Regions from separate parts of the Mus musculus genome. Here region 1 is linked to region 2. The links are chromatin loops, found by intact Hi-C in ENCODE. Cell type or tissue: left cerebral cortex. All regions are shown on one strand.

Evidence for each region. Peaks named below come from ENCODE experiments on the same cell type or tissue, not always from the same donor. Only the 100,000 strongest peaks of a DNase experiment are listed, where the experiment ranks them.
Region 1: a loop joins it to region 2, with 6 times the contacts of the local background. A loop is called at or near these places in 12 of 42 quality-filtered maps.

Annotation. Positions count from the first base shown.
Region 1 is chr7:126,945,452-126,950,451 of GRCm38, forward strand. It overlaps Kctd13 (potassium channel tetramerisation domain containing 13), which reads left to right. Exons shown (of 6, transcript NM_172747.2): 6 at 1-158. Asphd1 (aspartate beta-hydroxylase domain containing 1) reads right to left here and starts at 3,708. Exons shown (of 3, transcript NM_001347657.2): 1 at 2,820-3,708; 2 at 1,266-1,379; 3 at 536-759. The coding sequence starts at 3,678. The coding sequence ends at 650. In left cerebral cortex, CTCF peaks have their summits at 1,304 (motif pointing right) and 2,198 (motif pointing left); DNase peaks (open chromatin) are centred at 1,290, 3,450, 4,164, 4,586 and 1 more place; H3K4me3 peaks cover 2,277 bases; H3K27ac peaks cover 2,463 bases.
Region 2 is chr7:127,102,124-127,107,123 of GRCm38, forward strand. No RefSeq gene overlaps it. Among named protein-coding and RNA genes, the nearest start is that of AI467606, 13 kb to the left of the region's middle. In left cerebral cortex, a CTCF peak has its summit at 2,633 (motif pointing left); a DNase peak (open chromatin) is centred at 2,632; H3K4me3 peaks cover 346 bases.

The sequences.
Region 1 (5,000 bases), 160 kb before region 2:
AGCTGCTTTCCGCCATTGCAACAGAGTACTTTGCCCCTCCTGCCCCACCATCCGCCACCTCCCTAACTTTGTACTAGGCTGGCCTGGACCTGTGCCAGCTCTGCTATCGTGATCTGTTTCATATTATTTATTATTTTAATTTTCTATTAAATTATTGGAATAAAGTTGAGCTGAAGGTCTGCTGCTGACTCTCGGGTGAGGGATGCTGAGACGCTTATGTTAAGAAGATGCTACGGAAAAAAACAAAAACAAAAAACAAAAAAGATGTGCTGGGCAGTGATGGCACATGCCTTTAATCCCAGCACTTGGGAGGCAGAGGCAGGAGGATTTCTGAGTTCGAGGCCAGCCTAGTCTACAGAATGAGCTTCAGGACAGCCAGGGCTATACAGAGAAACCCTGTCTCGGAAAAAAAAAAAAAAAAAAAAAAAAGAGAGAGATGCTTATGCCTGGCTGTTTTGTGGTAGAAACATGAGCCCCTTGTCCCAAGCCCTGGCCTGGGATTGGTAACTGGGAAGGAAAGAATCAGGACTTAGGAGAGGATTGAGAATTTGTATTCAATGCTGGCTGAGGAGGTGGAGAAGAGGTCCTGACCACCACTCAGGCTGTCCGTGAGTGCAGCATCACTCAGCTCAGGTGCCAGAAGCGTCTCTCAAGGGTCTGGAGCGAAGACAAAGTCGAGAGCTTGGCGTTCTGCCCCAGCCACATTAGGATGCCAGAGGTCCACAATGAAGACCACTCGAGGCCCATCTTCAGGGGATCCTAGGGCACACAGGGATGGAGACAGCAGCTGATACCAGAACTCATGTGCTAGGATTCATAGTATAGACTGAGGAAAGCAAAGTCAGCACCAGGCCCTCACCAGTGGTGCATATTTGTTCATTAAGCCACGGTTTCATCCTGTAGCCCGGCCCTTAAACTCACCATCCTCCTGGCTCAGCCTCCTGAGTTTCACCATACCTGGCATTTACAGTGGTAGCTCTGTGTGCCCAAAACGGGTACATTTTATACCAGCTGACAGGCATGATATGATTAAATAAATGCCTAAGGTTTCACAGCAAGAGGATAGGGGTGCAGATAGTCTAGCTTATGGGCCTAGCCCATATGCACAGTCACCCGGTAAAGAAGGCAGATGCCCCACAGGTGATTGGAGGAGCTGTGGCTCGCCCAAGGCTGTGCAGTCCCAAAACAGTGCTGCTGAGAGCAGATTGGCTGGAATCCCTCCAGGTCTTTGGTCCCCTGACCCACCAGAATGTGAGTCCTATTACCATTATGAGCCACTGTGTGCAGGAAGGAGTCGTCCACCAGGAGGCAGTGCCCTTCAGCCCAGCACTGGGGCTCACCACCAACAACCAACTCACAACCAGGAGGGATCTTCAGGCCTGTGAAGAGAGAATGGGAATGGAATCCACCATTCCTGCCTGTGTTCAGGGGGCCTGCCCACTCAATGGGCCTCACAGGCCAGATTCTGTGGAAGTCCTGCTTTGGGAAGCATATCTGTCATTTGGAAGAAATCTCCCCTAAACCATCTCCTCCTGGACTTTCTGTCAATTCAGTTCCAGAATCTACTGTGTACTGGGCACCTCTCCCATGAGGCAAAACTAATGGATCCAGTCTGACCCCAGGACCTTAGTCGAGTGTGCTGAGAAAACAGCCGACTCTGACGTAAGTAAGACATTCCGGAAAGTCGTCCTTAAGACTGGGTAGTGTTCCCAACCTTATGAAGGTTAAAAGTCCAACATGTGCATGGTATCTCCAGGGAGCAGCCAAAAAGCCCTCACCCAGGGACCAGGGGTTGGGATGAGCCCTGAGGCAGAGGGGTGGTCCCTGAGAAGCCCCAAGTCCTGTAAACTGGCAGGGAAACTGTTCTGTAGGAACTCCACGTCATGCCTCTGGGTGTCACATGGCACAGAGGGGTGAAGGCAGGTCTGGTAGGAAAAGTAGTATGCCCCAAATCATAAGATCCACCCAGCTGGCAGTACACAGAGATTTATGCTAAGCTGAAGTCATAATATTTACTTTCCCAATTTTCTTTCAATCTTTAGAACATTAGAAAATCTCAGGGGGCTAGGGAGATGGCTCAGCGGCTAAGAGCACTGCTTGCTTTTCCAGAGGTCCTGAGTTCAATTCCCAGCAACCACACGGTGGCTCACAATTATCTGTAGTGAGATCCGACGCCCTCTTCTGGTGTGTCTGAAAACAGAAAATGCCAGGTTGGTGCTATTGAACACCCCACTAACATTGCTACTTATCAGCGAAGAAGCCTAAATAAAGTAGGCTACCTACTGCTCACACCTTTGATCCCAGAACTCAGGAGGTAGTGGGAGGCAGATCTTAGTGAGTTTGAGGCCAACTGGCCTGTATTTAGATTCCAGGCCAGTACTACATAGTGAGATGTAGATTATCTCACTATACTCCCTAGACTAAATAAAAGAGAAATAAGACCCAGGCTTGCCTCAGACTTGTGATCCTCGCCTCAGTCTCCCAGGTGCTGAGATTACAGGCATGCAAGACCATGCCCTGCTCCAAGCAGTCTCTTTTTACAATTTAAAATTCATTTTCTGGGTATTTCCTCTTCAGGGCAAGTAACACTGACCACTTACATTTCAGTGAGAATTTCTTTTAAGTTAAAAGGGGGGAGGGTGGCTGGTGGTTGGAGACAAAGAGTCAGCGTGGGACACTGTGTAAGCCACCACTGACTGGATAGATGCATAAAAACAGAACTCAGATCTGGTTGGGGAAGATTCTGAGAAAAGAACCAAAGTGCAGAAAGAGGTAGTAAAGTAGGAAAGATGGAAGGTTTGTAGACAGGCTATACTCACCCAGATGGCATCTAACCCGAGCATTGGTGGGTCCACAGCGGCCCTCAAGCCGGGCCCCAGGCAGTAGAACGGAAAAGCCAGCATTGCCGAAGGTATTGGCACTCATGAAGCTCCGTAGCCCCCTCAGTGCCCGATAGGCTCCTGGGCACCGCCGGCAGTTGCTGGGTTGGCATCGGCCTGCTTGGTACAGCAGGAGCTGGTAGCACCCAGGGGCCAGGGGTGGGGACCAGCCCCGAGGCAGAGGAGTAGTTCCTGAGAAGTCCCAGCTCACAGCCCCGAAGTCCCGCAAAATGGCGGGAAAGCTGCTCTGTAGGAGCTCCACGTCATGCCTCTGGGCATCACGTGGTACAAAGGGGGACGAAGGCAGGTCTGGTAGAAAAAGTAAGCCAGGGCGCTGAATGCCCATGACCCCTGCCCCTCCTGTGAGGCCAGAGCCTCCCTGAGCTGCCCGCCTCACCCTACCCATCCCAGCCCAGGAGTAACGCCTGGCATAGGCCCGAAGCCGCCTGCTCACTAGACCTTCTGCCCTGGGTCCTTCTCCAGAATCCCCAAGGCCCCTTGGGCCAGTCTGAGAACATACATCAGGCATACCACTAACACCCCCAGCTCGGCTCCCGGTCCCCAGGGCCTGCATGTCTTGGGAACCCAGTCGGTAGCAATACCAAAGGAACAGAGAAGTGAGGGCTCCGAGGAGCATAGTAAGGGCTGAGGAGCCTAGAGGCAGTGGCCATGGAAACATGATAGGCAAAGAGGCCCTGGCTAAGTGGCAAGCTGCATCTTGCAGACCCCAGCTCCCTGGTACCCCCAGTTCTCCACCTGACCCCTCGATGACTGCTTCCTGATTCCCTCCCTTCCACATCCCCACTCCTGTTCACTCCTCCTACAGGCCCCCCAACAAACCTTCCCCTCACTTCCCTCTTTCTTTCTCCCCTTCCTTTTCTATTTGTCTCCACTCGGAGATCACTCTTGTTCTCTCTTCCTTCTGTGGTTCCTCTCTCCTTTCCCCTTCCCGCAGTCTCCTCTTCCTTTCCTCTCTCCACCCTCAGTCTCCCAGTCTCAGCTGGTTTCTCCTCCCTCCACTCCAGCCCCCCTTTCCTTATCGACCCCTTCTTTTTCTTCTAGCTTCCCCTGACAACAGCGGTTCCTACTCCACCTGGCCCGCAGCCCCACTCTATAGCGGCTCTTTCTCTTTCCTCTCTCCTTGACCTGTCTTCTCCCTCGAAAGGGTCGGGTCTGTCCTCTCCGATTCCCGACCTCCTACACACCCCTTCTTGGGCGCCCACTCACCCTGACGTCACTCCTTCCCGCAACCCTCTCTGTTTAGCTACCCAGGACCCCTCCCAGAGGCAGCCGCAGCCCAGCCCTGCAAGGGGGGTGGGGGGAGACTTCTCTCTGGATTTGCCGCTCCAGACCCCCTCCCCCAGCCCTGACCGAGCGCCACGTGGGGTACAGGGACACAGTGCCAACCTCTAGCCGCCCCGCAATGCGAAAAGAAGGGCAGGGCAGACTCGGGGGCGGGGCGAGAGCCCTGACCCGCTCGTGAGGCCGGTGCTCTGGAACTGCGAGTCCGGCCGTGGGCCTGCGGGTCCCTGGAGAGGTCGGCCTGTGACTCCCCTTTCCCCTGGCTTGGCTACGCCAGAGCCAGCACAGAGCAAGACGCGGGTTCGCGAAAGCGGCTTCAGCCAATCAGTGGCTTCAAGGCCGCCCGTGCAGGCGGGGCCGGGAGCTGTCCTCGCGCCCAGGTGCTGAAAGGGCACTCGCTTGCTCAGTGGCAGAGCCAGTAGATCACGGGTGGTAGCCGCTAGGCTGCAGGTCTCTGTCAGGTCGCCTGCTAGAGAAGGGAGTCTCAACACATACCCATCAGGCTCCTTACAAACCTGGATACTCCCCATTTTCCTGCGGGAGGGGCGAGCCCATCCCACCTGAGCTTCCATAAAGGGCATAGTGAAGGCCCGCGGGGAGGTCCGGGTGTGGACAGAGGACATACTGGACAGGCCAGGAAGACGTGAACCAAGCTGTGCCTACTCTTGACACCTTAGGAAGACCAGGTGCAGATACCAGATGTTCTGGAATGGCGCCGGGAGGGAACCTAATTACTACTGGGACCAGAGTTTCCTTCCTCTCCCCTAGGGGCCTCGGGAAGTGCAGTCCTGGCTCGGCATCCCTCCTTCCTCCATCTGC
Region 2 (5,000 bases):
TTGGAGTCAGACAGAAGAAATCAGTAACCATGTAAATCGATGTGTGCAGAGCTTAATTCAATCATCAGCATTGTATACAATGAAGCAAAAACAGAAAGATGAAAATTACAGGGACTAGGAGGGAATAGAGGCCCTGAGTCTGGGGTAAAACTAGCCACAGCGGTGACATCTGTCTTCCTACAGAGGTTTCCAGTGAGGTTGCTAAAAGCAACAAGCCAGCCGGGTGGCACAGTGGTGGTGGGGCATGCCTTTAATTCCTGCACTCGAGAGGCAGAACCAAGCAAGTCACTCTGAGTCTGAGGCAGGCTTGCTCTACGTAGTGGGTTTCGGGTCAGCCAGGGCTATACAGTGAGACTTTGTCTCAAAATAACACAGAACAAACAAACAAAAAACCAAGCTAGAGACATAAAATCATTCCACTGCTAAGGGCACCGCCACCAAGCCTGATAATCTGCATTTAACCCTGGAACACATATGGTGGGAAGTTGTGATTCTTTTTTGAAATGACAACCTTTGAATAATTATAACTTGGAAAAAAAAATCACAAAACCCTATCTGTAAAGACACCAAAGTGAAAAGCTCTCTGGGTCTCAAGACTTAAGTGTATAGTGTTCTCCTTTAAATCTCTCAGTCTCTTTGTCTCTGAGTTGTTGTCTCTCTGTTCTCTCCCTCTTCCTCTCAAAGCTCAGATTTAAACACAGAATGCATAATATTTCTTATCTTTTTTTTTGAGACAAGGTCTTACTATGTAGTCCCGGCTTGCCTCACACTAACAGATTCCCCCTGCCTCTGTCTCCTGAGTGCAGGGGCTAAAGATATGCACCATCAAACTTTCCCTTACCCTTATCTTAATAAATCTGATAACATAACTTCATTCTGGCTTGCCATGAAATCCATTTCCGTGTTATAGTCAAGGATCCAGCTTGAGGGGCTGGAGCAATGGCTCCCAAGTTAGGAGCATTGGGTGCTCTTCCAGAGGACCTGGGTTCAGTTCCCAGCACCCACATGGTTCCTTACCACAGTCTGTAGTTTCAGCTCCAGGGCATCTGACCTCTGACCTCCACAGGCACCAGGCATGCAAGGTTTATATACATACCCACAAAGCAAAACACTGGGGTTTTTGCTGTTGTTGTTGATTGCTTTGTTTTTAATTATTATATTCTATGTGTACGGATGTTTTGTCTGCCCATATGTATGTTCACCATGTGTATACACATCTGTATGTCCACTGTGTGTGTGTATGTACGTATGTATGTACATCGTATGTGTGTATGTCCCTCGGGATGTACTCTGCCACTGAGCTACATTCCAGCTCTTGTTTTCTTAGGACTGGCTCTTTCTATAATCCAGGCCAGCATTGATCCTTTGGCCTCAGCCTCTTGAAACTCTACCATGCTGGGTCTGGGGCTGCTCTGTAGGACTCCTGAATCTTTTAACTGAAGCACTAGAGAAAGAGGCTGCCCAGGGCCCACCACACTAGAGCTACATCAGGATGATCCCCTCACCCGATGGTTCCTTTAAGGGCTCTGCCAGTTTCCACCGACTGGAACATGTTAAAGACTGCCCTCACCATCAGAAGAAGCCTGCTATGCGCAGGGGTGGGTGCAAATTTACCAATGATCCAGTGATGAGATTTTTCTGTAGTTCAGAATCTGGCCTCACAGAACTGAGTTACCCAAGGCTTCAGAGCTGAAATATTGGGAGCTGTCTACAATGATCGATCACTCGGGACACCACAGGAACAAAGCCAGGGGATGCAGCAGCAGTTGGAGATGTTTACCTCCTTCCAGAGCAAGTGATAAATAATGTGTGTCTGCTCCATCAACACAACAGAGAGATCTTTTTTTAAACGCAAGATGGTTTCCAGAAATGTTCTGGCTTGCTAAGAGGTCCTGATGGCTTTAAATGCCTCCTCCCTTCCGTGGCCTTGGCACGGGACTCCTGGGCATGGAAGCAATCTCTCTCAGCTTCAGTTTGAGCTCTTGCTGTCCTTGAAGGAACACCTCCCTGCTCTGGCCTAACTTAGCTTCTGTTGGTGACTAGGTTGAACGGTGGGACAGGGTTCACTAGATGGCAGTGTAGGTAGGTGAGTAGGAGAGCAGATGGGCCTGTGTGTGAATGAGGTTGCCACCCAAGCTGGGCTTAGCACAGCACTAGGTTACCTTCGACATTGGGGTGAATATCTGATGACAAGACTGGGCTGGCAAGTCGGTGGAAGGATTCCCCTAGCTTTCTACTCCTTCCTGAGTGAAGTCTCTTTGTTTTGTTCTTACTTTTTTGAGACAAGGTCTATGCAGCCCGTTTTGGCCTCCAAAATGTGATTCTCCTGCCTCAGTTTCTCAGGTACTAGGATTATAGACTTGAGGCACTAGGCCCAGCCCTGGCTTTCTTCTCCTCTGAAAGAGGGTTCCAGTCTGCAGTCCAGGCTTAACTATATAGACCTGACTGGCCTCGAACTGGCAATCCTCCGGCTCTGCCTGGTGAGTGCTGTGAACACAAACAAACAGCTCCAGCAGCTCTAGCCCTGTCTTCCGGAACAGCTGCTGCACTTTGTATTCCTGGCCACCTGGCCTATTGTCTTTTTGAATCCCCAAGAGGGTGGAAATCAAGCCATGGGGTTACATTGCCCTCTGGTGGTCATAAGGCCATTTTTATGAATTTTCCTGAACTGCTTTTCCATTGTTCTTCTGGACTCCGCCCCAACCCCGGACCCAGACACATCGCCATAAGGACAAGTCTCCCTGTCTGTTTTGAGTAGTGCCAGACATCCACGGAAGGAGTGAAGAACGCCTCCGAATGCTGCCCCACCACCGTGTTGATATGTAACCTCCAGCGATGCTCTTGGCTCCGTAAGCCAGTTTCCTTGTGGGTAACACGGAGATGTTGATACCTCGCCCCTCCCCCATCATTAACTGAGGGATGGGACCCTTCTCATCCTCCAGGTGCACTGATGATGTCACAGAGGATGGCAGTAGTCACCTTCACTCATCCAGTCAATTCGGCCAGTTGTCAAATGGGTTTCGCACTGGGCATGGGGCAGCCTTGAGAAGTGCTCTAACCGTAGCCCCAGGCTGAACAGGAAACCCACCACCCAGTGAAAGGGGACACTCCTCTTCTGCCATGTCTTCTCTCTGCCCCCTGAGACCTCCAAAAGAGTCTAGCCTCTACTCTAGCAGTTCTCAGCCTGTGGGTTATGACACCTTTGGGGTTTGAATAACCCACAAGGACCCCTTTCACAGGGGTCCCACATCAGATATCCTGCATAGATTCCTAACGATAATAAAATTACAGTTATGAAGTAGCGACAAGAATAATTTTATATTGGGGATCACCACAACACAGGGAACTGCATTAAAGGGTCACAGCAGTTGGAAGGTTGAGGACCACTGCTCTACCCACACTGGTGCCTGCTTCACTGGCAAGACCCTCATCCAAGCCTCCCCAGGCAGCATCCCTTCACCTCCCTGCAGCCACCCGGCTTTTCTCCGCCTGCATCCTTCTTCAGGGGACCGAATCTGCGTTGGCTTATTTTCTAGCTTGAATCCGATTGTTCTTGGGACCCAGTCCAAATCCTCTGACCTACCATTTTGTGGTCTGGAGCCAGCCTATCCCCTAGTCATCTTGTTTTCCAGGGCCCAGCGTCAACCAATTCAGCACACAATGCAAGCCATTACCTTCCTCTGGGCCTCTGCCCATGCAGTTGCCTCTGCCTGGAAACCCGGCACCTCCCTCTCTGCTATGAGGAGAGCAAGTGCTACTTTGGCTTGCCTGGAGTCTTACTTGCTTTCCTCCAGTAATAGAATCCCTTCCCAGTTCACAGAGTTCAGAGAATCCTGGAAGGGTCTATCCATTTCTGAGTTCAAAATTGACCTTAAAATTCAGCCTGACAGAGTCCTTAAGAAATAATTGCAACACTCGCCAGGCATAGTGGCTTCTGCTGGTTTCCCAGCACTTGGGATGTGAAGGTTTAGGGACTAGTAGCTCAAAGACAGCCTTGGCTACACAGTGAGGTCCAGGCCAGCAGAGACTATGTGAGCTAATGAGACCTTACATCTAAAAGCAGTAACAGCAATCCTGTGGAAGAGACATGTGTGGGATTCATGCTCCCCCTCAGTGCAGTCCACTCCCCTCTGTCTGCTCCGGACTCACCCCCTAATTTTAGATTCCAGCACATGAGTTTGGGTCTCCTAAAGCTTAATTCTCACTGCTGCCCCTGATACCACCCGAAATCCCAGATTTAGGACTTTCTGGTTACCAGAGCTCCCGTGCCTCCCCTCACCCCTCCTCCTCCGGGCTCACATTTCCTGCACTGGTACCCAGCAGTGCCCAGTTCTGCAGGGACTCCGTTTTCCTTCTTCAAAAGTAAGGAGTTGGGGCTTTTAAAGACCAAAGGTCTCTGGAGTTAGTCCACTTTGCTAAGAGCATCCATGCTGCCCCTGCAGGAAGAATGGGGACCAGGAATGGGTGAGAGACAATGGGTACTATCCCATGTGACACATTCAGGCTGTGTCCATGAGAATGGCCCCCTTGGTTCAGAATATTGGCCGGCTCTGTCCAGGATCTCTGCCAAGTACATCTTCACTTCCTGATGCACCACCCTCCAAGGGCAGGGCCATGAATAAAGCAGGCCTCAGTCTATTGGGCTCTGGACTGTGCAGTGGGCTTAGTGTTTGCCTTCACACCTCCCCACTAAGCGACACCAGGTAGGACATAGGGTCTTTGTGGCCAAGAGCTGAATGTATCCTCTCCTTGTGGCCAAGGGGGAGAAGTGGGCTCTGAGAGGCAGAGGGAGCTCCTGGGACCGCCAGCACCTAGGACCTGTCATGGACATGTTCCTCCTGGATCTGCCCTAGGATCTAGGCTTAGACGAGGTCAGGGTAGCTCCTCAGACATCAGTCAGGGAAATGTCCCAGCCGGATGGCAAATCTGATACCACACCCCTTCAAATATAAGATCCTTCCTGGTATAAAGAGGTGCCATGCAGGGCAGTGGTGGCGCAC